4 separate regions of the Mus musculus genome follow, and regions 1, 3 and 4 are each linked to region 2. The links are chromatin loops, found by intact Hi-C in ENCODE. Cell type or tissue: left cerebral cortex. All regions are shown on one strand. Region 1 has its middle 97 kb from the start of Sphkap. Region 2 has its middle 170 kb from the start of Sphkap. Region 3 overlaps Sphkap (SPHK1 interactor, AKAP domain containing). Region 4 holds the start of Sphkap (SPHK1 interactor, AKAP domain containing).

The links. A loop is a pair of places that touch in the nucleus more often than their neighbours do. Peaks named below come from ENCODE experiments on the same cell type or tissue, not always from the same donor. Only the 100,000 strongest peaks of a DNase experiment are listed, where the experiment ranks them.
Region 1: a loop joins it to region 2, with 2.7 times the contacts of the local background. A loop is called at or near these places in 2 of 42 quality-filtered maps.
Region 3: it touches region 2 in a loop (2.9-fold over the local background); 2 of 42 quality-filtered maps call a loop at or near these places.
Region 4: a loop joins it to region 2, with 3 times the contacts of the local background. A loop is called at or near these places in 2 of 42 quality-filtered maps.

Annotation. Positions count from the first base shown.
Region 1 is chr1:83,501,248-83,509,247 of GRCm38, reverse strand. No RefSeq gene overlaps it. Among named protein-coding and RNA genes, the nearest start is that of Sphkap, 97 kb to the right of the region's middle. In left cerebral cortex, no CTCF peak of the experiment used is centred here; a DNase peak (open chromatin) is centred at 3,649.
Region 2 is chr1:83,578,230-83,586,229 of GRCm38, reverse strand. No RefSeq gene overlaps it. Among named protein-coding and RNA genes, the nearest start is that of Sphkap, 170 kb to the right of the region's middle. In left cerebral cortex, a CTCF peak has its summit at 3,041; a DNase peak (open chromatin) is centred at 2,995; H3K27ac peaks cover 512 bases.
Region 3 is chr1:83,391,950-83,399,949 of GRCm38, reverse strand. The region is part of intron 1 of Sphkap (SPHK1 interactor, AKAP domain containing); the gene reads left to right. Among named protein-coding and RNA genes, the nearest start is that of Sphkap, 12 kb to the left of the region's middle. In left cerebral cortex, no CTCF peak of the experiment used is centred here; DNase peaks (open chromatin) are centred at 3,477, 4,187 and 4,649; H3K27ac peaks cover 514 bases.
Region 4 is chr1:83,403,522-83,411,521 of GRCm38, reverse strand. Sphkap (SPHK1 interactor, AKAP domain containing) reads left to right here and starts at 3,322. Exons shown (of 12, transcript NM_001356547.1): 1 at 3,322-3,542. The coding sequence starts at 3,515. In left cerebral cortex, CTCF peaks have their summits at 3,097, 3,333 and 4,188 (motif pointing left); DNase peaks (open chromatin) are centred at 3,357, 4,225, 4,384 and 4,871; H3K4me3 peaks cover 3,318 bases; H3K27ac peaks cover 3,052 bases.

The DNA of each region.
Region 1 (8,000 bases), 77 kb after region 2:
TTTTTTAAGGGGATATTTATTTATTTATTTATTTCACTCCATATTTTATTCTGTCTTCCATCCACCCTCCAATTGTTCCACATCCTACACCTCCTCTCCACATCCCTGTCTCCACATGGATGTCCCCACTCTTTACTTAACCTGACCTCTAAATTCCCTGGGGCCTCCAGTCTCTTGAGAGTTAGGTGTATCTGATGAACACAGACCTGGAAGTCCTCTACTGTATGTGATGAGGGCCTCATATCAACTGGTATATGCTGTCTGTTTGGTGGTCCAGTTTGAGAGATCACAAAGGTTCAGAATAGTTGAGGCTGCTGGCCCTCTTACAGGATCACCCTTCTCCTCAGCTTCTTTCAGTTGGATATTTTTATGTATTTACATTTCAAAGATTATTCCCCTTTCCCAGTTTCCCTCTTGACCTCCCCTTCCCTCCCTCTCCCTCTGCTTCTATGAGGGGGCTCCTTTTCCCATCTGCCCACTCCCACCTCATTGCCCTGACATTACCCTACATTGGGGCATTGAGCCTTCACAGGACCAAGGTCCTCTTCTCCCATTGATGCCAGACAAGGCAATCTTCTGCTACATATGTGGCTGCAGCCATGAGTCCCTCCATGTGTACTCTAAGGTTGATGGTTTAGTCCCTGTGAGCTCTGGGGGGGAGGGGGTTGTCTGGTTGGTTGATTTTTTTTTTTACAGAAAGAATTATGTTATCTTTATTCATAAAACCTCAAACTGGATCCTATCCATGTACCTGTCACTAAAGCTACAAATAGAAGTTTCTGATATACACATACTATAAAGCAATGATCATGAAAGCTACAGAACATACAACAACAAATGATGCATTAAAAAAAGCTGGATCAAAAGCTGGATCTCAAAGATATTACATTAGAGAAGAAGAATGGCCAATATACTGGACTACATACATTCAAAGGTGGCTCGGAATAAGTTCAATGATTAAAGAAGAATGATGGGGTTGAGAAACTAGTGCATTTATATGCTGTCATTTACTGGGCAATGAGCCTTACATCATCCTCTACAGAGAGGCCCTACCTGCTAATGACACCACAATGCAGATTAGGCCTCAATTTAAGATTTTGATGGAGACATCAAACTCATACCATACGTATTCAGAAGACAGCCATCATAAGATCTCATGGAGGATGCTTCATGCAGAAAACTAAAGCATGCCACATATTTGATCACCATTTTGGAGAGTCCCTTATATAAATATCACTCCATAGGGAGGTTTTTTATTAAGAATACATTCCATGCAAAAGGTTTGTCTAAGTTGTGGGTGGGCATGCTCTTGATTTGACAAATTATTCCAATAGCACCTGTTTAGAGAAAGGTCACATGTTAATCTCCCTGCAAGATGGAAACTGCATAGTGGCAGAAATTTTCTTTAATGTGCTATTAGAAACTCATGTTTCTAAAACTGCCTAGTGCTGTAATAGATGCTTAAAATAGCCTGTTGGAAAAATATGTAAATTTTCCTTTCTACCTACACACAGGTGAGTAAAGGAAACAGGTAGTGTATACTCAGTTTCTGTTAATGCTCTAATCATAATGCATTTAGAGCCTCAGGAAATACATTTATTGTGGTCTCATTTTCTTGCATTTCCGAGGCCTTACAGTTATGAACTTAACAAAGTTGTGTTCCTTCTATAATACTCAAGGATGATTCATTTTCTTACTGTTTTGCAGATAAGCAAGTAACTTATTCTACTTTCACAATACTCTTAACTCATGTCTGCAACATCTCTGTATACATATTCACAAGTTTAGGAAACTCTGATATGGACATGTACAGAGGGGGTCAAGTTTTTAACCTACCATACCTGGTGAATTCATCAGACACAGGTGGTACAAATAATAATGGCAAACACAAATCAGAAGGTTGTAAGTGTAGGGCTCATGAGATACAACTTTGGTATCTCTCTTCAAGAAACAATCTGTCAAATGCACACATCTGCGGCCTTCGCAGCTTTAGTTCAATAAGCTCTTTGGGAGAACAGCTAGCCAATGCTTTAACACAGAAAGACTTCCCAAGCCGTTCCACTTCTATCCACCATATCCACCACTATCAGGATGTATTTGTCAGATCAGCATCACACTCTATCCTGTCCTGCTTCCTTTCCCCTCCCCTTCACACACTTTTCACCTTATACCTCTAGCTCAGTGTGTTCTTGCTCAACCAGTCCAATGTTATAATAGCAACAGTCCCCATTTGAAATTGGTCTTGGTGAGATTTAGAAATAGAAGGTCAAGTTTACGAATCATGAAGCAATCTGGAAGAATTTTATGGAGAGGGTTATTAGACCTCTATTCGTAGACTGTGGGAGGGACTTTCAGTGAGAGAGACCCAAAAAAGCATTAAGTACTTTTGGAGAACCACTTATTTCTAGAAAGCCCCATTGATGAAAGTCACTAGCATAGCAAGTGCCAATGCCACGACCTCCTGAAAAAGAGCAGTGACTTATCCTTAGGTCTTAACCTGTCAGCTTTACTGGCTGTATTTACCATGTGTGAGTCATGTGTGTGTGTGTGTGTGTGTGTGTGTGTGTGTGTGTGCATGTTAATAGTACTCAGGTTCATGTCTGTGGGCAGAACCATCTACATGGCCATATGGGGAGGCGAAAGTTTGACATTGGTTGTCTTGATTGTTCTTGATTTTCTCATTGAAGTATACTTTCTCATTGAGCCTGGAACTTTCTGATTCAGCTAGTCTGGCTAACCAAACATCCCTGGGGGAACTCTGCTGCCTACACATTCGAACACAGGTCAACCAGGCCTGCCTGGTGTCTGTATGGCTGTCAAGCATCTAAATTCTGTTCTGGTGCCTGCTCAGCAAATGATTTTTGCACCAAGCATTACTCTTTGTATTTACAACAAAACTTCATTGTATTTGTTAATTCAAAAGGAAGAACAATTTGAACATTTTAGGCAAAAGTAAAGCAGTCTTTCTTGGTTCCTTAGGTGGCAAAGATAATGTTAAATCCTTTGAACTTTCTTATTTTTTCTGAGAGTAAACCTCACTCTTAACAGATTAACAAGGCATGAATAAATTAGGATCTTATTCATTTATTTGTCTATACTTTACTTAACTGAGAATATAGTTAATCTAACCAATAAGCTATCTATTCAATTGTGAAAAAAATATTTTAGTTAAAAAACTAATTTTAAAATATTCTCTCTAAGTTCAAATTTTGGCTTTACAGTAACATTTTAATTGTGGTAAGAACTGACAGTTTTTCTGTTTTGATTTTGGACTCTCATACCTGAGGATTATTACCCAATATTTCATTAGAAATTGGCATGTTTCTTGCATATATCTGATTGTTTGGATACATATGTGCAGATAGTGTGCTGTTGCTATTTTCCTTTTAATTATTTCATGGTAATATTACATTTTAATATTTTATCACAAATCCTGAGCAAACCCTAACATCTCTAAAGTATATAATTCTTTTCCCATCCCCCTATTTTTCTATCTAGTAGGGAAGAAAAAGAACACAATGTTGAAAAAGGAAGTCCAGGGAGTTGCAGGTTTTATTTTAACCTTAAGAACAAGCTTGAAATTTGCTCTGCAAATGGATAAACTGAATCCCAAAATAGTAACACACTTGTGCTGACAGATGGAGGTGTGGAGAGAGAAGACTATGCCTAGCAACTGCTGCCCAAGGCGATCCCATCTGTCACCAGGACCCTGCAATGCCTGTGCACTCAAAATTACCTGGTCCACTAACGGGCAGTGGTTCATGCTTCCATCATTTATTTCACTGAGAGTTGGACTAAACCTCTCACAAGGATTTGGAATGGCAAATATAACCAGAGTCTGCATTCAAGATGCTAAAATATTATCATTTTAAAGACACCACCTTTAATTTTTTCCCCTAAATATCATACTTAGGACATAGAAGGACAATGATGATGGGAATGGTAAAAGGAGAAAAATAAAAAGAGAAAAAAGAAAATAGCTTCTCCTCAAACATTTTCTTTAAAAAAAAAGAAGCTTATTTCCCTCCCCCTCCCAATGCAATGACAATAAATTAAGCTAGTTAAACAATAGAAAAGTCTAATTCATTGCTCCTATTTAGGCAAAACCCAGCATCTGATCCCAGTATCTTCAGCCAGACTGCCTGGGTTTGAACCTAACTCTCTTGCCACTAACACTGGCAACTCTGGTATGTTTCTGGCCTGTTTAAGCCTCAGTTTCTCGGAGTTAAATACGAATTAATAATTATGGCTATGTCAGTGTTTTGATGGGTGTTAAATCACTTAATACGTATGAGACTCTTAAAGCAGTTCCTGTTAGAAGATAGTCACTCATCAACATCCAGTTAGACTCTGAGCCAGAGGAGAGGATACCAGCCTGAACTCGCTGAGGCCTCTCAACTGGACTGAAGCATAGTAAGAAAGCAAGATGGATTTCTCGACACTTTAGAATTCAGGTAGGTTCCTCATTACCAAAGAAGATCTTCTATACCCAAAGTTACCTCTGTGACCACAGTGCACAGCTTTCCCACAGGGCACAAGAACTTATACTTTTAATAGAAACAGTTTTTTATATTATGGCATCAAAAGTTTAAAGCCATTTCTCCTGTCCTGAATTTTATTATAAGATCTGAATGTCAATTTCTGGGTGTGTAAGCAAAACCATCCTTCATAGGGCCCTATCTTTGTTCAACTGATAAGTGTTTTGCGTGCACGCACACACACACAAGTATCCACATTTCATAAAAAGTAAGTAAAATTTTAATCTATATGATTTGAAGACCAAATAATATATATTTAGTGTCAATGAATAGAAGAGAAATAAGTTGGTTTATATATTTCATACCTAGGACACTTTAAATTCAATGAGTAGGTGGTAGAAAAAAATACCCCACTGCTTGCATAGATATCTGTTCATGTACATGTAATTCAGTAGATCAGCAACTTGGTGAGCTGGCCTCTGGTCAGGGCACCTACTGTTCCCATACTTTTCATAGCAAGTCACAAATTGTTCACACTGATCCTAATTCCAACTGTAATAAACCTGGAGCCATTCAAAATGTTGATCTTATTTAACAGTTTGTACAGTCAGTGCTGTGTGCCCAAACAGTCACAACACATTGACAGGGAATTGATCAGACAGAGTCATTCAAAGGAGGGTAGAGAGTGATAAAATAACTTTTCCCCCATAATTTTTTCTTTTCTCATCAAAGCTCTTGGACTCCTACATGCCATTCAAATAGGAATCTGTTTTCCCAATCTTCATTCAGACCTAGATGTCAAGATGGAGTGAGCATCTGTGAGAAATAGTTGTTGCCTCTTAGAACAAAACCATTGAGAAAATGAAGTCAGTGATTCCTTTATTATCTTTTTCACATCTCTGGGCCCTCAATTCCCTTGAAGTGTATTACATTGATAGAAATCACTTGCATTGTATTTCTCAAGAAGAAAACAAAGCATAATTCCCAAAATGCATGAAACTTAAGAAGAAGGAAGGCCAAAGTGTGGATACTTCCATTCTTCTTAGAATTGGGTACAAAATACCCATGGAAGGAGTTAACAGACACAAAGTGTGAAGCAGAGACTGAAGGAATGACCATCCAGAGACTGCTGCATCTGGGGATCCATCCCATATACAACCACCAAACCCAGACACTATTGTGGATGCCAACAAGAGCTTGGTGACAGGAGCCTGATATAACTGTCTCCTGAGAAGCTCTGCCAGTTCCTGACTAATACTCACAAGGAGAAGTGAATGCTCACAGACATCCATTGGATGGAGCACAGTGTCCCCAATGAAAGAGCTAGAGAAAGTACTCAAGGAGCTGAAAGGGTTTGCAGCCCCACAGGAGGAACAACAATATGAACCAACAAGTAACCCCAGAGCTCCCAAGAACTAAACCACCAACCAAAGAAAATACAAGGTGTGACAGACTCATGGCTCAAGGATGGCCTAGTCGGTCATCAATGGGAGGAGAGGCCCTTGGTCCTGTGAAGGTTCTATGCCCCAGTATAGGGGAATGCCAGGGCCAGGATGCTGGAGTGTGTGGGTTGGTGAGCAGGGGTAGGCAAGAGGAGATGGGGATTTTCAGAGGGGAAACGGAGAAAGGTAATAGCATTTAAAGTGTAAATGAGGAAAATATTTAATAAAAAGTACTAAATATAAATACATAAAAAGAAAAATTTAGTCGTGTGTTTCAGTTTCTCGATATGTTGAGATATCTATATCTATACACACACACACATCTGCAGCAGGCAGAAAGTTTCTAGATATGTGAAATTCTAGCTTGAAATATAGGAAGAAGACACACAAACCTCCATTGTCTGTGTACAGCAATGGCAGTAGGTTAAGGAACCACTTTGCTGTAAATGTGTTGGTTTTATAATTCACCCATGGCTGAGTGGCAAGGGAAAAAACTCCAGCTGCATATGTATCAAAAGATGACCTAGTCGGCCATCACTGGAAAAAGATGCCCATTGGACAGGCAAACTTTATATGCCCCAGTACAGGGGAACGCCAGGGTCAAAAAATGGGAATGGGTGGGTAGGGGACAGGGGGGGGACTTTTGGGATAGCATTGGAAATGTAATTGAGGAAAATACATAATAATAATAATAATAATAATAATAATAATAATAATAATAATAACCTAACCAATAGAGTGGTAAAGCTCTCTCTGGGTAACCATGACATGCTGCCTTCTGTTTTAGCTACTTTGCTGCTGCTGTGATAAAACACCTTGACCAAGTAAATATGTAGAGGAAAGAGTTTATTGTTGGCTATGGTGGCAGGCTTGTAGGAGTCTATCACAGCAGGAAAGTATTGCACCAAGAAGTAGGCATGGTGGCAGGAGCGGGAATCAACAGATCTCATCTTTAGAAGAAACATGAATCCACAGGTTTAGGGTAAGTCTATGAACTCTCAAAGCCCAACCCCAGTGATGTACTTCCTCCAACAAGGCTGCATCTCCTATTCCTGCCAAGACAGCATCACTATGGGCGAACAAATGTTCAAAAGACTGAGCCTATGGAGACTATTCCTCAAGTAAACCACCACCCCCTCTGACATCTCCCTTCCCAGGTTTTCTCCAAACCCTAAATTGTACTGATCCCCATACCCAGTACTTGGGCTCTAAGGAAATCGCCAGAACACATCAAGGTATGAATTTAGCAGTGAGAATGAAAGCTTTCCCTATCTCATAAAACCTACTCTGTGAAGATTAAGATAGTCACTAGTTCCTCTAATATCATCCTCAGTTGGCAAAATGACTTTAAAAGATAATTGACAGTATTGCACCTTGGAGAAATATTTCAACAATAACTTGGCTACAGGAAGAAGCTACTTCCCTTCATGCATCAAGTGAGTACTGATTCTCATATGTCCTGCGGAGAGCTCTTGTTTCCTGGTTGATTTTAATTTCCCCAAACCAGCTACTCTCTGTCATTTGATTGCCATTAAGAACAAAGGTACAGAAGCTTTGCAATTTTATGAGGTACCATTTGTCAATTCTCTATCTTACATCACAAGCCATTGCTGTGCTATTCAGGAATTTTACCCCTGTACCTATATCTTCGAGACTTTTCCCCACTTTCTCCACTATAAGTTTCAGTGTCTCTAGTTTTATGTGGAGTTCCTTAATCCACTTAGATTTGACCTTAGTACAAGGAGATTGGAATGGATCAATTTGCATTCTTCTACATAATAACCACCAGTTGTGCCAGCACCATTTGTTGAAAATGCTGTCTTTTTTCCACTGGGTGGTTTTTGCTTCCTTGTCAAAGATCAAGTGACCATAGGTGTGTGGGTTCATTTCTGGGTCTTCAATTCTATTCTACTGGTCTACTTGCCTGTTGCTATACCAGTACCATGCAGTTTTTAAATCACAATTGCTCTGTAGTACAGCTTAGGTCAGGCATGGTGATTCCACCAGAGGTTCTTTTATCCTTGAGAAGAGTTTTTGCTATTCTAGGTTGTTTGTTATTCCAGATGAATTTGCAGATTGC
Region 2 (8,000 bases):
AAATAAGTTTCTAGGTAGAATTTTCAGTGTTCTGTTGTTAGGGAAACAAAGCCAGGTTTGTGACCAATACTGATGGAGTTAGACTTTTATTAGAGATTTCTGCCCTTACAAGTTTGAAGAAAACATTTATTAGTAACTTTCAATGAGATCATGGCTATGTGCTTATTATGAATTACATTTTACAAAAATATTCTCCTTGGTGGGAGAGAACCTTCCTATCACAATTCTCTACGTGTGATATTTTGGTTAGATTATGATAATAAACAATGGGTAAAACAGAACACTAATAACATGGAGAAAATGAAGATGCTAGGCTCATTGCAGTATCTCATTGGTGCTACAATGGTCAGACATAGAATATGAAATGGTGGAAAGTACTCCTTTCATGTAAGTAAATATGGATACATTTACTCCAGATTTAATTTCTGGAACCAGAAGCCTAAAATAAGCTAAAAAATTTAACTGAAAGCTTTAATAATTGATAGGTGTAGTGAGAGATAGAGTTACTGAGCTGGAGAGCACAGATATAGTATTGTCTAGGGCCACCATGGCAAAATACAGCAGAAAATGCCCCAGACTGAGCACTAAGTCGTAGCAACTTATCTTCTCAAAGTTATAGAGGCTTGACTTGCACAGTCAAAGTATTGACAAGTTTGGCTTCAACTGAGCCTCTTTACTTGTTCTTCAGATAACTCCCTTCCCCTGGTCTTTTCTCTGCACACTGATATCTCTCCTGTTAGAGGGCTGCAACTCAGACTGTGGTATAGACATTATTGACTCATTTTCGTCCCTTTTTTTCTTGCTTTTTTTTTGAGATTATAATACAATTCATAATTCCCTCTTCCCTTTCACCTCACCAAGACCTCCATCTACCGTGCATTCTTTCTTTCAAATTCATGATCTAATTTTGTTTCATTGTGCTGTTATGTGTATGTCTATACAAACAAGTCCTACACCTCCACTCCTACCCCTAAGGCTCAGGGAATGCTGCAAATGCTGGGGTAGGCAGATTGTAACAGCCAGAGGATCAGAGAGTTTATGATAAGATTGTATCTACTGGTAATTTTAGAGGCTACACCTATAAAACTTCACCAACATAAAGCTTAAACATGAGTTGAACAAGGGCAATAGCAATAGAGATGCTAGGCTGGGGGAGGTAACTTAATGCTAGACTGGATGGAGGACCATCAGTCCTCTACTTTACACAAAGAACTACAGACAGCTAAAGGTTGCTGAAGGTGGGAGAAACAGTTTTTCCCAGGGAAAAGCACCCCAACTGGCTTTTAATACCTAATGGTCTGTCTGCCCAAATACATATAAGTAGCATTATACAGAGCAACTAATTTATTTTAGCTTCATTGCTGTGTTAAAGATCCTATTTTAAAACGTAATTGCCAACTGAATTTGTAGAGATTAGGACTTCCCGGGAGAATGTACAGTTCAATGCACAACAATAGATTGATGAAAATCACTAGGCTTGACATACAAAGAAATAAAATGAGATATTCTAAAAACCTGAATCAAACATAATATACATGGGGTAGGGCTTGCAAAAACCCTAATCCTCATAGTGCAGACGTTGAGAAAATACAGAGATGCAGAATAAGCAACATTTGAAGACATATTCACTACATACTGTGGGGCAATGGGCTACGTGCAGACAGCCTGGTTTCCAGTCTAGGCTAGATTTTGAACCCCAGGACCCAGTAGTGATAATGCACTTACATGGGACGGAAGGAGTTCTCTCATGTCTCCTGGACCCTGGCTCCTGTCGGTGTTCCTGCCCCCACAACCCCCACAGGAGAGATGTGGCTATCGGCCACTTAGGAACAGCACCAAGCCCTCTCACAAGCAAATAAGGTTTCCCTCAAACTCTTAGCCCAATCCAATGAGAGGGGCTTGCTGTCAAACTCTAAATCACTGCCAGGACTGTATATAGGAGAGCCATGCAGGGGATTAAAGGAAGGTGAGAACTATTCCTTTGTCTGACCCTTTTGTTCCAAGAGCTGTAACACTTGGGAAGACATCTTCTCTCCAAAGGCTTAGCAGAGGCTTGTCTGTCTCCCTGCCTGCACTCACTTCCCTCACTGGGGCCTTGCTACCCGGCCTGGATAGAGGTCTCCGTGGAAAACTTCTGGTACTTAGGCCCACAATATACCTTCCAAAATTCATAAAAAGCCTCTGTTGCTATATATATTATTTCTAAATAATCCAGTGTCTGGGTGTTGATGCAACTGATATGGTCTACCCTTGATAGTTACCCTGTCCCCTTCACTTTGATTTTGGATAGGAGAGGCCATAGGACAAATCATTCCTTCTATTTGTCCACTGAGAAGATATGGTCTCTGGCTATATCCTTTTATTCTGTTTCCATTGTGTGTGTGTGTGTGTGTGTGTGTGTGTGTGTGTGTGTGTGTGTGTGTGTGTGTATGTGTGTGTGAGATCAGTTGTTCTCTTATATCAAGTAGATGCCCACAACTGGGAAAAGTTCAGTGCTGTAGCTAGAATCAAGAGATGTCTACCAATAAAACTTTATCAATCTCCTAAGATGTTTGCTAACTTTTAAAGACAAAGTTCAAATACCCAGAATTTTTTTGAATTCCTGTAACTTTTGCTAAATTGTGAGTTAAAGAATGGACACAATGACCAATGAGGGAAACATGTCAAATTTAGAAAGAGAAACCTCACAGAGGTGAGGGCACCCCCCCCCCCATTTTGAGAGATTTTCATGGTGTAGACAATTCAGTCACCGATGTAATTTTGCATCTTTTCAATATGTTTTAATCACCTTGCTTCTATGTAAACACATGGTGGTGGATATTTTAGCTTTCATGGCTTGATCATTTTGTTATATTTTTTTAGGATGTAAAAATGCCACACTAGGCACAATGCTGGCTTGGGTTGAAACTTGGCATCTCGGGTGACACCAGCTGTTCTTTGTAGAGCCATGAGGGGCAGCTTCAAACATAGCACAGACACAGCTCTCTGTAGAAACATAGCATTTCTGTGGGTGGCTGCTAAGGGAACATGACTAACAATATGTACAGCCTGGCCACCAAGTTCTGAGAGCGTTTTCCAAAAACATTTTCCGGAACAGAACTGAGGTTGTCAGGCATCCATATAAAGAAAGGGGGCCTGGAAACTGGTGTAGCAAGAGCCATGAAAGGCTTGTGAGGGAGAACGAGTTATTCATGGAAGGAGAGTCCACTCAGTTCTGAGACACAACCAAGCTCAAGGTCAGTAGGTGGAAGTCATAGCCCTAAATGTCAGAGTTAGCTTTGAAAGTAGAGGAAGTGTGACGTTGGAAGAAGTGAGCGAGCAGCCAGGAAAACAATGACAATCTGTCCTTAGTCACTTGCATTTCATAAAAATGTGTCAGTAGTTTGACATTGTACATCGTAGTTTGACACAACCATCCAAGGGTCATATTGTCACAGCTAATACTCTGACACTGAACTAAACCCTGTTGTCCAACTCTCATTCACCACTTATTATGATGAGGCCAACCCAGGTATGTGTTCTGAAGGTATTGTTCCTACTCAAAGGATATTGGCCCAGGGATAGGTGGTTGGCTTCTGACTGACCACTGGTATATATTGACTACTGCTGGTCTATAAAATGTCTTGAATCTCTAGAGAGTGATTGGATCCCAATCCCATCCCTCCCTGTAAGGATGGAGTTGCACTAAAATAAGGAAATGAGACAGCTACATCATCTTCATTATCTACTTCTCCAAGTGATCTCTCCTTTTAGCTCCGGCTATATGGTACCATCTGCCAGAATACTGCACACAGATGATCATCAACATAGTCTGTTTTCTATCTTTTGGTCTCCAAAACTTTGAGTGGCCAGGCATGGTGGCACACCATTTTACAATTACAACATTTTGAAGGCAACATTTTGAAGGCAGAGTCAAGAGAATCTAGAGTTCAGCTTCATATAGAGAGTTTAAAGCTAGAGGGGGCTAAAAGAGACTTTGTCTCCAAAAGCCAAAAACAACCAAATAAAAAATTGTGTTAAACAAACCTCTTTAGTTTATAGAGTACATCATGGGACTTGCATTTGGTTTAATAATATAAAATGAACTAAGTTACCACTTACCCTACTATGCTTGGTCTGATGAAAAACAAGCAAAACACCATGTTCTATATCCATTGAACAGCACAGCTCTATTTTCTCAGTTTGTCACAGTTCAGATGTACAAAGTTGTGGCTAGCCCATTGGTTACTGCTAAGGACTCTTTCTGTGACTTGCAAATGGCTGCCATTTTGCTGTTTCTCTGGTGGCAGACAGAAAGAGAGCACTCTTTTCATAAAGGCATCAGTCCATTGGATTAGGATCAAAACTTGTGACTTCCAATAACCTCTGATCCCTTCAATGTCCTACCTCCAACATAATCCTGTAGGGACTGAGAGCTTCAACATACACATGGGTACACTCAGTTCACGACACCATCTAACCACTCAGAAAATCACTTCTCTATACTGGCAAGTGTGAGGCTACTTTTGGCAGCTTCTCTCATTACTCTACTTTCTGTTGCAAAAGTGTAGGAGGGGTCTTAATGGGTCTCTAGGCCAGGTATTGTCTTTCATAGTTGTCAGCATAGCATAATTAAAAGTCTTAGGACTAACAGAGCTTTTTTTTTTTTTTTGAGACTATCTTGATGCTATAATGGAGTTTGAAGAAAGGAGTGATAGAGAGACAGAGACAGATACAGATATTGGTAAATTATGATGGTGGTGGCCATAATATATTTCAAGAGTTTCCTGAAACATTGTATTGTAAGTTCACTGTCCATTTTTTATTACAGGTTTTCATAAAGACCTATTTCATTCTCCATTAATTGTTTAGGGAAGTGATAGTCTAACACAAAGCATGCTTGATCTATTTCTCAGCTAAAAATTATGAACTCTTCAACAAAATGGTCGATAAAAATATGTGGTACCTCACTGGTAAGGATGCCTGGAACATGAAGTTACAGTTTATTCCATTGCCCTTTTCAGTAAAAATGGCTTCTACTCTGGAATCTACAGCTTGACAGCAGCTAAATGGCAACACACCACATATATTAAAAGATATTACAAGTACAGCTGCAGCCCTGGCGCTCACCACTCTGCTCAAGGGAAGCTGAGGAGCCCACACATCCCTTTATGGCCAGCTCCTGGGAGAGCTACATGTTTGTCTCTTTCCCTGTCATTCCATGCCCTGCAACCATGGTGCCTTAACAGAGTGAGGCCAAGAGGGAGATGGACTCCAGCCCAGGCTGGAAACCTTTGCCTCTATTGGGGGTGTCCCTTGATCCAGACACTTCCCTAGTCATCACTTCTGTGACTTTTCTGAGTCCACACAGACAATCCAGTCTTCCTCTTTCACCATTTTCTTCTGGACGACCTTGTGCCCCACCAGCTGGATACCCACTGCTTGTTATAACCAGTAAGTCATTAGACAACTTTAGATAATTTTCTCAGAAACATCATCTATAATTTTAAGAAAATCCACAAAAGCAGAAGATACATATAAGAAAAAGAGTAATTATTTTTCTACTTTTGAGAGTACTAGTTTCATTTGTTATTGTATTAACTTATAGATTGTGCTCCAGGCTTATCCAGTTCAGTCTCAGCATTAGTGCTTAGTGGTTGATTTAATGTTTTAGTTTTAAATTATATGTCAGTGTGTGTAAATCCACATGTGAGAAGGTGCTTGTGAAAGCTAAAAGAGGGTATCAGCTTTCCAAGAGCTGGAATTACAGATAGTCAGGAGCCACCCAACAACATGAACAGGTGCAGGAAATTGAACTCTGGTCTTTGCAAGAGTAAGAAAGCCCACTAAACCATTCAACCATCATTCTAGACCCAAGTCTAAGATTATTAAATATCACCCCTCGATTCACAGGTGACACAGAATGGAAGCTATTTGCTAGGGGTTATGTAAACAAAGACAAATCACAAGTGTAACTCAGGTCTGTTAATTCCACAGGTGGAAGGCATTGGTTTTTACTCTTAGAAATCTCATCAAAATTGAAGATACTTACATACAAAGATAAAGATTATATACATATTAAATGTAAGTATACACAATATTTTATATTATATGTAATATATTACATATTTTATCTGTCTTCTAAATCCCTTTCTTTATCTCCTTGTGTGTCTTCATGTTGAAAGCACTTCTAGTTCTCAAGAAATGTTTCACAATCTAGTTTTGTAAGACTTCTTGTATTTATCCCCTGTGATTCTCCGGTCTCAGTAAGCTTTCAAAACTATGATCTCTCTCTCTCTCTCTCTCTCTCTCTCTCTCTCTCTCTCTCTCTCTCTCTCTCTTCTCTCTCTTCTTTCTCACTCTCTCTCTCTACATATATATATATATATATATATATATATATATATATATATATATATATATATACATATATATTATATTCGTTTTGTAAATTTTGTTGATCCTTGAGAAGAAAATTTTTTTATCAACTTAACTGCATGTGTGTTCTTAACTCAGACAGCCACATTTTATTGTCTTTTGGGGCATATTCAAGAGCTATTTATTTCTCTGAGCATCAACACTTTCTTAAGATAGATTTAACTATGTCAGAAAACAATTAGAAATGGCTCCCTTTTTACCATCAGTTCCTCATTTTTCTTTGACTCTAGTCGATGGCTCTTAATTGACATTCCCAATAGTGCTAATCAGGGTAAATACAAAATTTTAATTATTTGAGTTGCTGAGTGACAGCATGAGATCTCTACAGAGTGTCCTGAGCTTGTAGAATCATTTTTCATGGAAGAGCAGACTCAGTTGTTGTGACAGACAACACACCTTTTCCCAGGATGATCTACCATCTGGCCAAGGGAGAAAAATAAGTATGGTCTCTGCTGTTACCTAAGCCTGGTGCTATTTTCCAGCAGGGAGCCAATAAATATATACAAGGCTGCATGAGAAGTCCATGACATTCTTAGATCATAATCTCCACTTGGATTCCAGGTAGGATTCCTGTCAGTATCCTCATAGATGAAATTCCAAGTTATGACTTTTTAAGTGTTATTAATTTTTAGTCTTTAGCTGTTCATTTCCCTTACAATTTCCAAAACTAAAAACACTGACAAGTTTGAAAGCTTACTGAGACAGGATAATCACAGGGGATATACGAAGACCCATAGAATTAGATTGTGAAACACTTCTTGAGAACCAGGAGTGCTCTCAACATGGAGAAACACAAGGAGATAATAAAAGGGATATAGAGGGCAAATAAAATCATCTGGGAAATTTCTTTCTTTCTAGCTTTAAAATAATAATAATAATAATAATAATAATAATAATAATAATAAAGTAATAATAATAGTAAATACTACTACTACTACTACTAAAGTCTTATCAGCTACAATTTCTTAAGGGGATTAAAGTCATTGTCTCCTGGCTTTCTAGAGGCTTACAGAGATTGTGGCTCAGTGGTGCCCCTATGAAATCACATATTATACTACAGCCTGGACAGAGAAGTCATATTGTCATTAGTGCCTCTCCCCCTTATATATTTTTGAGCTATGAAGACTACCTATTCTATGCTTGAGATTCCTCAATTGTTTCTTGGAACAATTCTTGCATATCTTTCTTCAATATATCTGTGATTACTCTTCTCTTGGGAAGTAACAAGTAATTCATAAAATAAATGACATGGACACACACGCGCAAATATGTGGTAGATATTGTCAACTTTACTTATTGGAGTGGACTCTTGTAGATCAACTGCTATCCAAATCAGGCCTCATTTCTAAGAGTTGGTAGGCAATATAAACTGTACTGGATAGGGAATAAATAAAGAAAAATCAAAGTTGGGTGGGTTGGGCGATAAGAGTGGATATAATGGTTATGGAAAAAGTTGACTATGGTGAAAAACATACATTGTATGATAATCTTAAGTAATTAACAAAAGTATTATTTAGACAACAATACAAGGTACAAGATACAATTTGTAAAACACATGAAACTCAAGAACGAAGACTAAAGTG
Region 3 (8,000 bases), 190 kb after region 2:
TGAACATTTCCCAAAAATTTATTAGCCATTTGTGTTTTTTCTTTTGAAAACACTCTGTTGAGTTTATTAGACCCATTCATGGGTTGCAAAATTTTGTTTTCTGTATTTAAGTTTTGCAGTTTTATATATTTTAAACATTAAAAACATATCTGCTGTATATGGACAAAGATATTTTCAATATTCTGTAAGTGCTCTGTTCATTCTGGTGTTTGTTTCTTTGCCTTGGAGGTTTTAAATTTAATTTAATCTAATTTGTTCATTATTATCATAATTATTTGTGCTATTAGAGTCCTTTTCAAAAAGTTCTTGTCTATGAGTACATTGATGGCTTTTTGGTTTTGGTTTTGGCTCCTGCAAGCAGTTTCAACATTTCAGGTCTTATATACAAATATTTTTATTAAAAATTTTAAAAATGTATATTATTAAATAATATAAAAATCAATAATCAAAATAAAATTTGGGGTATAATTACTCCCTCCTCCTGAGTTGTCTTTTATAACATCCTCTTCAGGTGTATATACATTGGGGCTAGGGGCTGCCAGTCTTTTCAATAACTAGGGCTCTGAGGGGATGCAGAAGACCTACCATGCCTCTTTATCTTTGCCACTTGGTGTTTCATTATAGCCTTCCCACCTTGGGAGACTGCACCAAACTGAGCAGCGCACTTTTCTCATGATAGAGACACCTCTCCCCGGTGGTGTGCAGGGTGCTGGCTTCTCAGACTATTAACTCCAAACCAACAATGGGAAATATCAGCTTTTGGTTCTCCTTGTCATGCTCCTTTCTCCTCCACAGCCTGCTGTAGCATGTTTATCTCTGACCAGTGCATCTAGTCCTTTGTCATATATCTCCATCTGAATCAACTCTCTCCATTTTGCTGTTCTCATCACAGCATTATTAATTTCCATGTGACCTATCTTTTGTCCCCTCTACTTTCAAGATTTTCTTTGTCTTGTTTTGAGCAATTTGAATATAATGAGCCAAGGAGTGAGATAGCATCTCTATCATATTACTCTGGTGATAGTCTCTAAACTTCTTAGGTCTATAATTTGCTGACATTATTAACTTAGAAAAGGTTCAAGATGACGTCTTCAAATCTACTTCCTACCTTAGTCTATTTCTTGCTTTGCCTCCAACCTCAACCTTCCCTTAGTGGAGGTAATTCAGTTGGTGACTGACAAAGGCCAATATTTCACTGACTTAGAATTTCCATTTGCTTTCATCATACAGCTTTCATGTGAGTTTCCACACTGTCCACTTGGTCTGCCACAGCCATTCAAATGATAATTACTATTTAATTTTCAACAGTTCCAACAATTCTATCATACTTGGTTCTGTTGGTTGTTTTTATCCCTTGGAAGTATTTTCTTTTTTTTTTTTTTTTTTAATTCTTTTGAGAAGCTTGGAATGTTAGTTCCCCACCCAAGTCTGAGGTAGATAGTTGATAAGTAAGACATAGTTTTAGGTGTCCAGTGCTACTATAACAAAGATATATTATATATCTTATTGAGGAAGGCATAGGGGAAGGAATATGAAATGCTCAGCCATTTTGTTGAATTAACAGCCAGGAAACAGAGAGTGGATAAGGATTGTATAGATACTTACATCTCAAGGCCTGCCCTCACCCAGCTCTAAAGCTAGTTATCTTCTAAAGGTTGCCCAGCCTTCCAGAAGGGCTCCACCAGCTGAGTACCAACTGTTCAAATATATTTTTCTATGTGGGACATTTCACATCCACACTATAACAATTTCCTTTTATTCCTTTCATTTTAAATATACAACAAATAGCCAATTTATTGAACTAGTTATTTAAATTTCATAGAACAGCCGCCATGGTTTCAGATACTCAAATTCATTTAAAAAATAATAAATTGTACTGCTTTTCAAAGCAGTTAGGTTTAAAACAACACTTATCTTTGTTACCTCACAGTTCAGAAGCCTGCTGCATCTTGGAATGAGCATAAGTGTCAACAGGACACATCCTTTCATGGAGATTGTACTAAAGGAACTGGGTCCTTCTAATTTCTATAGGCTGCTATACATCAAGCCCCATAGCTACCAACTCCATCTGAAAATCTAGCAGTTCTTGTGTGTTGAGGTCATATAACATCCCTCTGACTCTTAACCTCTGATATCTGACCTTCTCTTCGGCCTCCCTCTTATACTATTAATAATACTGCATCCTAGATAATCCAGTGTAATCTTTGTATACTAAGGCCATCTAATTAATTCCATTTTAAACCTTAATCCTTCTTTGCCCCAGAAAATAACATACTTGTGGCTTCTAAGGACTAGTCACCAAGTTTCTTAGGGATATCACTCTCATGCCTCCCATGGGCAGTAATTGAACTAAAATTTGACATTTGAAATGCTGCATGAATTTTTTTCATTTTTCTCTTCTCTTTCTCCCTCCTTTTTCTTTCCGTCTTTATTAAAGTAAAGAGACAGCACCATTTGTTCTTCTAATATCACAAATGAGTCATTAAGTGTAGTAGAGCTCTAGCCATCAAATTCTCAAGGACTACTCAAATACATGAATGCTATACATGGAGCACTGTTGAAGTCCTTCTTTGAAATATGCTCACTGAAGTGGTCTTGTTATTTAGCAGCTTATTAGGGAATAGAATTAGCTGTCTTCCTAAGTATAGGGTGAGACTGTTCTCGGGTTTCTTTTTGACATATAGCCACATGGTGTAATTTTGTCCAATTCTATATTTTAAGAAAAATAATGACATTAAACCCTAAACTTCACATTTACTGCATTAACTAGCCTGTGCTGCAGATAAAAGAACACTGGTTTGAGAAGCCATTTCAGTAGCATAATACTTGAGAGCAGAGCTTGGTAGAGCAGACTGCTAAAAAAAAAAAAAAAAAAAAAAAAAAAAAAAAAAATCACAGGATCCCCAGGTCTATTCAAGAGTGGTGACATTAAAAGGCCATTTGAGGTTTGTTTGTTTGTTTTGGTTTTGGTTTTTTTTTGGGGGGGGGTGTTGTTGTTGTTGTTCAAGATATAAAAAGATATCAGGAAACACTAGAAACAGATACCCAGGAAGTTGTAATATTTCTCACACAAAAAGATGAGAAGGCAACCAGGATGGTTCTTCTTCAAGATGTCAGTTGACATATTATCACATTCTCAATGCTTGTAGCAAGGAAGGTGCTGAGTATTCCTATACCTGCCTGGATACATGTTGACCTTTCATGCTTATTATAGATTGGTACAGCTAGTTGTCTTGGTAATAGCTTCATTTCTGTAATATAAGAGAATAGGGCAAAAGAGAAAAGGAGGAGGAGATGAGGGAGGAAAGGAAGAAAGAGAGTAGGTAGATGATTCGAAGAGTGGAGAAATGATTTTACAATGTACAAATGGAGCATTGTCAGGCACTGAATTGAAACATCTGTTCCTGGATGAAAGAGGAGGCTTACAAACTTGAAGCGGTACCAGCAAGTGAAGGAAGATCACCATGTCCTGGAAAACATTGCCTTGGAAGATTCTTGAGGTCCCTTCCCAACAGCATAAAATGTTGTGAACAGTGCTGGGGGTGGAAACTTTGAGCAGCCAAAGTGTGAGAGGAGGTTTGTTCAGACTATAGCATTGCATGGAAATGCAGAGAGAGCCCTAGGTTTGCAGGCATCATCACCTATGTTTGGGTGGGCTTTTCAATGATGTAGCCACTTTTAAGTTATTCCTATTCCTTGTAAATACTCCATCACTCATACACCTTTTGATAAGCCAATGGAAAACTTGCCAGTTGACAAATTTCAACATTGGTGCACCATTATTTTGTCTGCCATAGACTCTCTCTGGGGTGATTAGGTAGGTGTGAGTGTGTGTGTGTGTGTGTGTGTGTGTGTGTGTGTGTGTGTTGCATCTCTCCAGGAAGACTGCCACAACACATGTGCCTGTAAGGTAGGGAATTGGTCAGTTGACTACTGGAAATACATCATACATACAGTGTCATCATACACAACAGTGTTTCCCTTAATATTTACCAAGTGCTCAACACTATTTTCTTTGTGTTCTTAGAACTCTCTCTTTTATAACGAAAGAGCTACTGCCCTCTCGAGGGTCATGTGTGATTCTGAAGCTTACTGTAAACCTTTTCTACTGTCGCTTCCTGGTGTGGCTGCCGATTCCCAGATGCTCACTGGCAGGCAGCTGCCTCTCGGCTCACTTTGAAAGTGGGACACCAAGATCTGTTCCATTTGGAGTGCAGTACTAGTGAGTCAGCTTCTTCTGGAACAAAAAGTCTCTCTTTCCTAGGTTTTCACTACCCCCTCATGACACTTTCTCTAAGTAGGGCTGGCTTCCCTACCAACCTCTGTGCTCTGGCTATCTCATTTTTTTTTTAGGTCAAATTACTATAGCAAGATGCATTACAGGTGTGCTTTATACTCCTTGGGATTGATGTTAACAGTAAAGAACTCACTTCATCATATCCTTTCCACTAGATATTGACAGCTTTGAGTGGATGCACAAATAAAATGTAATAAAAATGGCCAAACTGACAGTCTTGTTCAAGTTGAAATAGAGATATATCTTAAGATTAAAGGCTCATACATGTGGATCTAATTGATTTGACTGAGTGTAATTCAAATGTAAAAGAGTCTTTTCTACAAATTAGCACCTATATCATGAAGTCACCAGCACTCTCCCACTTCGTATTTTGAATTGTTAATGTATGTATAACAGAATGGCAAGCACACAAGGCATTTTTCTGTTCTGGGTCTACTTGTGTAGAGTCCTCTGCTTAGAGGCAGACAATGACAGCCTAGAATGTGGGTTGACTTTAGATTGTACAAGGGTTGGTTCATAGAGAAAGCTGAATGTTCTAAATATTTCTAAATATTTTCTGACTTATGTTGATTTCCTCCACAAGGCCACCATTGTTGTTCATGAGATAAATTCCTGAAGGAGTATGTGCTAAAACCCTATTAACATTTTTATATTTAGCACCATACCTGTAACCCAATTAACAAGGCATTTTAACTATAAAATCCTTAGCACAAAAGCGTGGAACCCACTTGGTAAGACCACCCATCATAATCAAAAGTACTTTGTAAACATGCTTTAATGTCTTGCATATCTATGCTTCAGGGAAAATTTCTCGTGAAGTTTTCATGGTTCATTGATGGTGAAATGCAAGTCATGGGTGAAAATTCTTGTTCTAAGATTGAGACAACTCAGTGTCTGTCCTCCCATGCTGGTCATTGATGTGGTGCATAAGCATCATAGCTAGATAGGAATGCCCTTCCTCCTTTGGAAAGCTTGCATGGTGCTTTCTGGTACTGTGAAGGGAGGAATCATTCGGCTCTTGTCCAGCTCAGGGGTCTCTGAGCCCTGTTTTTGAAGTGCTTGGTGTCTACAGCAATCAGGACTTACCTACTATCTCTGGAAGACAACCAGAGGTAATAGGTAGTCTGTAATATTTTAGAAGTCTCTTGAGCCAACCTGGCCAAAAATTCAAAAGAGAAATCTCAAACCTGGTGTTAGGGTTTTAGTTAGATGCTCTTGGAGGCTGTATTGTCACACTAAATGAAAAAATGTCATGGAAACTATATGTGTATATTTATACAGAGCCTATTTAAAGCAGTGGTTCTCAATATTCCTAATGCCTGTGACCTTTTAATATGGTTGGTTCTTTATGATGTGGTGAGTCCCAACCATAAAATTATTTTCATTGTTGCTACTTCATAAATGTAATTTGCTACTGTTATTAATTGTAATATAAATATCTGTTGTTTTCTGATGGTCTTAGGCAAAAGAGTCATGACACACAGTTTGAGAACTGCTGGTTTATAGTCTATCATATAAGGAAATTGTGGTACTAATGTAGCAAAAATTGCACAAGAGCATAGTCTTTAGTTCCCTATAATCTGAAATAAGAATAGAGAAGAAGGGAGGAAGCCCCATGTGTGCAATTGACTAAGAAAGTCTTAGTTTGATTCTCAAAGCAAGTAACTTTACCATAGGTTTTTTAAAAACTGACGTTAGATAGTCCAAGAACTCTAATTTCCTAGAGTAATGTCTTTACATTTTTTTTTCCAATTTGTGATTCAGTCTCTGATCTTTTGAGCAATGAATCATTTTCAAAGTCTCTTGGCAGTTTACATAACAGAACTGTCTTCCTGAAGGACCAAGGAGCCATATCTTTGAAATGTAAACAAGAGAGAGAGAGAGAGAGAGAGAGAGAGAGAGAGAGAGATTGAGAGAGAGCTTGCTTCTCTGAGTATCTGTAGGAAAGCAGGAAGCTAATATTTATGAGTGTCTTATACCAAAGTGTAAAACCATGTCAGCTCATGGAAATGTTAGAAAATGTGTTTTCCCTTTCTATATGGCTCCTGAGCAAGCCCTCTACTCAGTACTCCTGCTATTAAGAGACTCTCCTGTCCTGTGCACAGTTGATTTTAGACTTCATTCTGGTCTCCATCCCCACTTCAATGACTTTAATAATGTATGATTTTCATTTAATCCCTCCCCTCAAACTTTATTCCATACTTCGGTCTTGTTTTTGTCATCTAGAATACAGGAGGATGGGTTGTATATTCACAGGGATAATGAAAATGTAAAGAATGGGATGGAAAGCAAATCATACTTAGCTGAACTGGAAGATTTTCATAACAGAGTAAATATTCAAGATAAAGAGAAAAGGGTCGAAGATCAATCCAACTTATCTTTGGTTTGGGATATCTGGGCTTGTTTTTAATGTCAAAAAACAAAACAAACAACAACAACAAAAACAAAAACAACTGAAATTCCTAAATTCCTTTGTGGGGGAGGGGGAAGAAAGCAGATCAGATGAAAATAAGTTGAATTTCAATAGATAGAAAACAAAAAGTGCATATGGATGACCAGCAGCTGTGGATAGATTCCAAAGCTCATGTAGAAGTAGGGTGACGAGAGCAGAAATATGATTCTAGGCTGAATGTATCAGAGAGATGAGATTCTTTAGGATAAACGGATGACTCTAGAATAGTGCCAACTCGTGGCCCATTTAACCACTTGTACAACATCTGTTTGTAATTGGTCTCTTAGCCTTCTTAACATAGAATAAAATTACAGAGGTAGACCGGAAAGAGGTAAATTCCAATTGCAATCGTGTATGTGTGTGTGTGTGTGTGTGTGTGTGTGTGTGATATATGTATATGTGTGTATGTATGGTATGAGGTATGTGAGTGTGTATCTGTCTATGTGTTTGTGTGTTTTTGTGGTTTGTCTGGGTGTTTGGTATGTATAATGTGTTATGTATGTTTGTGATGAGTGTATGCTGTGTATGTGTTTGTATGGTGGTGTGTGTGTGTGCTATATGTCTTTGTGTGAGTGTATATTATGTCCATGTGTGGTGTGGTATGTATAAGTGGTATGTGTCTTTGTGTTTGTCCCTGTATTGTGTCTGTGTGTTTGGTGTGGTGTGGTGTGTGTGTGTGTGTGTGTGTGTGTGTGTGTGTGTGTGTGTATGTGTGTGTGTGTGGTTTGTGTGGTGTGTGTGTGATGTGTGTGGTATAGTGTGATATGTGTGTGTGCGTTTCTGTGTGTCTGTCTCTGTGTCTCTGTATCTGTGTGTCTGTGTGTGTATGCTTTCACATTTCTTTCTCAGGTCTGTAAGAGAGAAAAACAGATGAAAACTATTAGTAGCCAGTTTGAGCAGTGAGTAGAAGAAGTTTAGATATATGGCCAACACTGCTCAGCAATGCTGATTAAATTCTCTAGATAATTGTCCCATAATAAACAAGTCTGTGTGTGTTGCTCACCCTGCTGCAGACTCCCTGGCCTTTTGCAAGCTTCTCTATCATAATTTGCTCCACCATGTCTGACATGCTGCTGTCCCCTGGCATTTCTACATTGGTCTTAAGCACAGAGCATCAGGCTATACAACTATACTTCAAGTAAAACCCATCCGTAATTAAAATTTGATGCCTACTTTCATGGCTGGTGCTCTTTTCCTTTTAAATAACACAATTATCAAACTTAGACAAGATATCTACTGCCCTTCTGTAGT
Region 4 (8,000 bases), 170 kb after region 2:
AATTTATTGAACCTTGCGAAAAATGCAACTCTTTATTTCACTCATCATCATCATCACCACCACTACCACCATCATTAAACTTCTTTGATTTCTTTTTTTAATTTATTTTTTAATTAGGTATTTTCTTCATTTACATTTCAAATGCTATCCCAAAAGTCCCCCAGACTCTGCCCCCACCCACTCCTTTAACCACCCACTCCCACTTCTTGGCCCTGGTGTTCCCCTGTACTGAGGCATATAAAGTTTGCAAGACCAAGGGGCCTCTCTTCCCAATGATGGCCAACTAGGCCATCTTCTGATACATATGCAGCTAGAGACACGAGCTCCGGGGGGTACTGGTTAGTTCATATTGTTGTTCTACCTATAGGGTTGAAGACCCCTTTAGCTCCTTGGGTACTTTCTCTAGTTCCTCCATTGGGGGCCCTGTGTTCCATCCAATAGCTGACTGTGAGCATCCACTTCTGTGTTTGCCAGGCCCCGGCATAGCCTCACAAGAGACAGCTATATCAGGGTCCTTTCAGCAAAATCTTGCTGGTGTAGCAAATGGATGGACCTGGACGACATCATCCTGAGTGAGGTAACCCAATCACAAAAGAACTCACATGATATGTACTCACTGATAAGTGGATATTAGCCCAGAAACTTAGAATACCCAAGATTCAAGATACAAATTGCAAAACACATGAAACTCAAGAAGAACGAAGACCAAAGTGTGGACACTTTGCCCCTTCTTAGAATTGGGAACAAAACACCCATGGAAGGAGTTATAGAGACAAAGTTTGGCGCTGAGACGAAAGGATGGACCATCTAGAGGCTGCCATACCCAGGGATCCATCCCATAATCAACTTCATTGCTTTCTGATCTTGGTTAATTGTATGCGGCTTTGTGCATACGTGCACATGCTCAGGAGTACAAGTGAGTTTGGAGATCAGACAATGACTTAAGGATTTATTTGTCTCTTGCTACCAGTGAGATTCAAAGCATTCTCCAGCATGTTGTTTTTTCCATGGGTCCCCAGTATCAATGTCAGTTTGGCACTATTGCTATTGCAAGTCAAATACTTTCTTTCCCGAACTGCTCCTTCCGAGACCCATGGCCTTCTTGGTTTGGCATTATTTTACACTGCTTTTCTCTCTGCATCCTTGAGAAAGAAGGTTACATCACCAATTGGTACTTTTCTTACATATTCATTTGGTGCAAAGTAACTTCCAATCAGGCCTGCTTAATAGTTTCTAGGAGATGAAATACACATTGAACTTAAAGTATTTTTTAAAGTTTTCTTTAGATACCCTCCTCTTTGGTCCCTATATTTTGAAGTGTATAGGGGAGAGTTTGCTTGGTCTTTGCTGGTTTGCTGTTTTGCTTTGAAATGAGATCTTGTTCTGCATCTCATGATGAAGCCCATGCTGGCCTGCCACTCATACAGGGGCCTGAGCAAGCCTAAAAATGTAAGCCTGTAGGATGGCTTGCCAGCCAGTGTTTCTTCTGTTCTTGATTTTGCTTCTTCTTTTTTTTTTCCCCATTATGTGATTTCAATTATTTTAAATTTGCATACTGAGTTTGGCTTTCTGCCCCAGGATATTGTTCCAAATCTGAGGATACTCAGGCAAACCTGACCTGCCTTTTCAAATCATTTTACCAAACATTAGATGTCCTCACAGATGTGGAAATTGCTGATACAAGAGACCAACTCTACTTTTATAATACCTGTTTATAAAAATGTGAAGGATTGTTTTAACATCTCTGTCATGTCAGTTCAGGGTTCCTACTAATTGCTTTGTGTGTTTTTATTAGTTATTAGCCTGATACATAATGTCCTCACAAACCTGATGACTTAGGATAATATGTCTGAAGCCTGAGTCTTACTTAATTGCTTTAGCTAGCTTCTTGCAGGTCAAAGCAGGCAGGACAATGCTGCTCTATTACTGCCAGTACATTAGCTTATTAGGCTCCCAGATTACTTCTGAAGGGATAGTGGTCCACACCTCAGCCTTGCTAGGTAGTTCCTTTCTGGTCTAACTGATAGCTCTGTGGCTATGTCTCCAAAGATGTGCACCAAGGCTGCTACATGACCTCATTACTTCTGAGCTTTAGGCCTCCTCTAAATTGCCACCAAGGTTCTCTAAGGGCTATACAGAGCTCAAAATCTCCCCACCTTCTTTGCTCTCATAACATCTATCTGGGTGGTATTGTGGCTGGTTAGGAGAACCCTCTATTGGTGCCAATTTGTGGAGATGTCAATTGCTTCTTCCTGGAAGGGATGAAAGTCCTGATCCATGCTTAGTCTTTCTTGCACAATTGACCCTACGAGTGACTTGCATCCTTCCAGCTCAGGACACTGGAATATGAACTTCCCCCATAGCCTTTGGTGTTACAGTTTAGAGTGGGATTTTCTCCTCTAACATTCAGCCATCATGAAGCAGGTATCTGTGCATTTTCTGCCTGTCTAGGCTGTTTCTGTCATTTGGCTAGAGACCCCCACTACATTCTTTGCATGGTCAGGCCCCTAGTTGTTCTCCTTGCTTCTGCCAGAATTTTTCTATATACAATTCATAATATGGAGAGTCCTAGTTAGACTTGCAAGAAGCAAAAGGGGAAATTTTATTTATCTCATCTTCCCATTCCTGGAAGTCTCAGGGTATTCATTTTTAGTTTGCTTTTCAATTCAAAAAGAAAGGGCACAAGGTTCCATGCCCTCTTTTTAACAGAGAGTTGCTATCATCAGTGTCTTGATTTCTTTCTTTAAAAAAAAAGTCTGTTTCTGCTCAAAGAGATGCTGAGCAGACAATAGAGCATCAGTAAATCTTGCCTTCGGTTCTGAAAGCTGCCTCAGAAGGATGGCCACTGTCGCGAGTTTTTGAAACTTTTATCTCCTCATAGGGTCAAACAGGTGAGAGATGATGGTGTCCCATTTAAGGAAAATGAGTTACATGGAGACAGGAGAGAGTTAAAACAGGACAGAGGCTTAGAAGAAAGCAAAGGAGCTGGATACATTGACACAAGTGACCACGCCTGCACCTCCTGTTTTGTTGTAGAGGACAAATAGAGGGTCTTCAAGGGGATGTGTGTGCCACCAGTAGGGGCAGCGGGAAGCCAGAACTGCCAGAAGTGAGCCTGTAAATGCAGCCAAGTGGATGAACAACTTCAGGGCTGAGACTTGGTGTTCACCAGAGAAAGCAAGGGGCGGGACTGGACTAAGGGGAGGGGAGTGAGCAGGGAGCAACAGCGAAAGGCACAGAAGGCAGTCAGTCCCCCGAGACCTGGGAGGGAGGCGGGAATTAGGCTGAAGGGTCAAGTCCAGCCAGCAGTTTTCAAGATCTGAGCAGACCACAGGAGGCGCCACCAGGACATCTCTGCAGCGCTTGGTGGCCAGGGAGGAGCGAGCATCAATCTCCGCTGCGGGTCTCAGTCACTGCTGCTCCAGCCTGCACGTCTCTGTCCTCGCGCAGGGCGCTCAGGCTTCTTAGCCTTCGCCTGCGCTGTCAGCTTTTCTCTGCCTGCGGTCAACCATGGATGTCAACTCCCGGCTTTCTGTGCAAAGGTAAGACTCGCTTCTCCATATGCCTAATGTGATGTCTCTCAAACTCCGCTGGGCACTAGAGATCATAGGCAAAGTTGCTTTCCACCCTTTGCTCTCCTTAGAGATTCCCACGGAGAAGTCAAGTTCCTGCACGACTGATCCTTGGGATCGGCCCTTGAGAGGTGGGGGTGAGGGGTGGGGGCTTCAATTCTGTTAGCTACCCCACTGGGCGCCCGGCTGGGTGGGGCCTGTGTGCTGGAGCCAGGTGCCTGCCTCTAAGGCTGGGGGAGGGGGGGCTGGGGGCGGGTAGTGGTGGTGAGGTCTCCTCTGCCAGGCGAGGTATCTGGGGAATCGGGCTTTTAGTGTTATATTACCTGGAGCAGTTTTGCGCCTTGACTTGGAATGCGTTCCAAGGTGGAGAACAGAGACCTGAGGGATCAAGACCAAAGCTGATTTACCTCCAGTTCTGTTGACCTTAACCTGGGTTAGTGTTTGGGGCTTTGGAGTGAGCTACAAGGTCTTGTAGGCTTGGGGAGGGGGAGATCTCTTAGATCTCTCACTGGCACTAACCTGAGCCCACCTGTAATCCTGGGCAGAGGAGACCTCTTTGGTCCTTTAGCATCTCTGAAGCGCTAGTTCCACCTAGTGTCTGAGTCCCTTCCCCAGACCGGTAAGTCCAGCCACCTGAAAGACGTGGTTACAATGTTTTGTTGTTTGGTCTTGTGTTTCCTCTCTCTTTCCTCCTGTTCTGCTCTACTCCGGACCCAGCTGGAGAATTCAGTACTCTATGACTTTTGTTCTTCTCCCTAAAAAATATCCGGGTTGAACCGAGTCTATCTCTCAGGTGCCCAACTGAGCAGGTAGCTTTGAGCCCTTTGTGCTCTCTGCCCAGCAGGAAACTGAGCATTCGCAGTTCACACCTAGAGCTCCTAGTACTGTTGAATGCTGCAGCCTGGGCTGCCATGCTGAGATCCCACAGGCCCACCTTTCAACTCCACCGAGGCTCAGGGCTAATCTTTTAGGCTCTTACTTCTTATCTCCCCACCCCAACTCACCCCACCCCAACCAACCCCAAAAAACTAAGGTAGTTTTCAGCTGACACTGTCAAGCACTGAAATAAACAAGTTGAGCTAGAATTCTTGGGTTGCATAGGAACATAGGAAGACCCAATACTCACAGGCTAAGGCTCACAGACAGTAGCCAAGATAGAGGGAGAGCTGGGATAAGGCTGGGGGTACAGCAGGTTACATATTGCCTTTCAAAGGATCAGAGCCTTCCATCTATATCTGCAAGTGTTCGTGTTGTGTGATAGAACTAGTCTCCCCAGCGTCCCATCCATCACCCACCTCTGTAAATCTAGCAAAGGACTTTGAGGTTTCTATACAATGCCTGGAGCCTAAGTGAGGCTCTAGCTCTCTGGCTCAAATGGGAACAGATGAACACTGAGTCTCTCTATTTCAGCCTCATGTCTGGAAAAGCAAGTATAGAGCTATGGGAGGGAAGATTTTAAAAGCCTTAAAATTAACCATTGTTGTCGATGTAGGTAAAAGTTCAACAACGTTTTAAAAGTTGAGCTAGAGGTTTGCTGTTTACTGTCTGGAGAAATGCTTCTTTGAATTGAAGTGTTCAGGGCTAAGGATACAGCTCATTTATAAAGCTCCATCCAGCCTTGCATACATGAGGCCCTAAGTCCCATCTTCAGTTTCTACCCCCATTCCTACAAACTGAAATGGTGAACTAAGTAGTCCCCCAATTCCAAAAAATAAAAATTAAAAATTAAAAAAATCTTTTTAAAAGGTGTTTTTCATAACGAATTGTTTACTTTAAAGCTATCTTTTCAGATCGTCAGGAGTGTGGCTCAATCCTGACTCAATTTCCATCTAATCCTGGAACATTTCCTAAAGGATTAGAAATAAAGCATTCCGATAACTTACTGAGATCTTTTATGGGGTGGCGACAGAGGTGGCTTTATAAAGAGCAAGCAAACTAATTGAAGGCCCACATCTGAATCTTGATAGCATATCTCCAGAAATAAACCTTCTGACTATTACCACTTACTTACCAAGAAACATCGCCTCTCCCCTAAGTCAGAATAATAGTCTCATCTCTTGGAGCATCTTTGTTCATTTCTTTGCTTTAGTGCAGGTAAGAATCCCAATTTCTCTCTCATCAGATCTCATGAGAGGCCATGGGAATTAACTTTCCACATATATGTGAAAGCAGAATTAGAATTTGAACTGATACCTGTATGCCTTGTATTAATCACTAGACTTATTTAGGCAAGCTTGAGTTTTGAAGAACTGGCAGTTGGATATTCTACACAAGTGTTTTTGAGAAAGTGGCAAAATGATCAAGTAATAACAAATCATTATAGATCAAGCATATATTGTGCAGATCAGAAACACTCTCAGTATTTAATAAAGTTAAGTCAGTGATTAAAATAACAGCATTTCGTTTAAGTAAGATAAAATAATTTAGACATCTATTCAGTAATGAGCAGAAAAAACAACAAGATTTCGGGGAAATGGTTTAATTATAGGATATTTTGTGCTGTTAGAATTTTTTTACTTGCTTGGTGATTTCAGGTAAAACAGAATATAACTGGGACACTAATCCAGCAATACTCTGTGGTGTATCATCTCAGACCAGAATTTGATTAATAATTTGGTAACTTTAAAACATGGCTTTTTAACAATGAAAATGTTGACAGTTCTACGAGATATTATAATCTATTAACCTTGTATTTGCAAAAGTTTCACCTTATTTTCACTGTGATGATTTTAATTTTCAAATATATAAGTTGTATGAAGCAGATTAAAGACTTTTTTTTTCTTTTCCATTTTTTATTAGGTATTTAGCTCATTTACATTTCCAATGCTATAGCAAAAGTCCCCCATACCCACCCACCCCCACTCCCCTTCCCACCCACTCCCCCTTTTTGGCCCTGGCGTTCCCCTGTACTGGGGCAAAGACTTTTAAAAACCTCTGCAAAGAGAAGCCCGAAAATGTCTCCAGGAAGAAAATCAGGCACTAGAGAAATCAATATCCTTTGCAGCAGATGTATTATAAACCCAGAATTTCATGCTCTTTTCTGGCTAGTAGTCTGGTAGAAATAAAATGTTTAAAAGAAAATGAAGGCTTTTGCTTCGGTTTGGCTACTTTTACAGCTAAAAGTTTTGGAAACACTTATTCACTTATTTGTTTTATGAAGTTTATTTCCCTAAATCACATAATTAGGTGTTTGGAAAAAAAAAAGAATCGAGGTTCTCTCTTAAGTGATTCTTGTAGCTGTTATTCCTGCACCACAGCTACCCTTTACAGACGAAAGTCAATATCATCTACATAAGCAACTGTGTACAGAATCACATTTAGAATTTATTAAGTGTCATTTCATATATTAGATTATTTGATCATTGCATCCCTGGGAGTTAATTATAGCAGATATTACTTCTACTTGCTAGCAATACCTTTGAAGCAAAAGGAAATTAAATAAAGTAAATACCAGATTTAAAAGTCCACATACATGACACCTAGGACACCTCAAAGTCCTTTGGCTTCAAGTCTAGCCTTTTTTTTTTTCTTTCTTGTATTGGCTATGAAATCACAGTTGTTTTTTATAGGAGAGAAGAAATGATGGCCTGGCCATAATGGTAACATCATTCTCAGACATATAGGGGCAGCCGGGATGCAAGATGATCTTCAAAGCACAAGCCTTGAAATGCCCTTTTAAAAAAAAGTTACAAACAAAACATTTCAATAGAGTTTATTTAGGGCATGGGGAGGGGGTTAAATAGAGACAGAGAAAGGCAGAGAGAGAGAGAGAGAGAGAGAGAGAGAGAGGAGTAGAGGTCAGCCATGAGCACAGAGCAGGGAGGGGAATGGGGAGAGAGGGGGGAAAGGCGGAGAGAGCAAGAGCAAGAGAAGAGCAAAAATCATTTTTTATCTATGCCACATTTGAGCTAGAATTGGAAGTTGAAGAGTTATTCTCTTTCTCAATATTCATTTACATTTTTATACTATATAGAGTTGTTCTTTTTGTTTATAGAATGCTGGATTCTATTTTAATCACATACTTTTTATATGGGCCTTTGAAGAAGAACCCAAAAGTTTATTTTGAAATATATGTGTTTGGGTGTGTGCATGTGTGTGCAAACATATATGTTTGTATGTGTGTTTGTTGCATTTATATGCTTGTATATTTGTGGGGATATTCATATATATTTGTGTGGTGTGTTATTGATTTCATTGTCTTGTCATTTTTATTTTACTCAACCTAAAGTTTAATTTAGCAACACATCACTCATATTGTTAGGACCAAGGGGGGGGGACCCTACTTTTAAAGTACCAAAACAACTCCAAACTGCATACTAAGCTAAAGCCGCCCAATAATATATTTTAGTAAATGTTTATAGGTTTTCGAATTCATAGAAAGACAGAAATGCAGGGTCATAGCTTCATTTCTATGTCCTCTTTACAAAG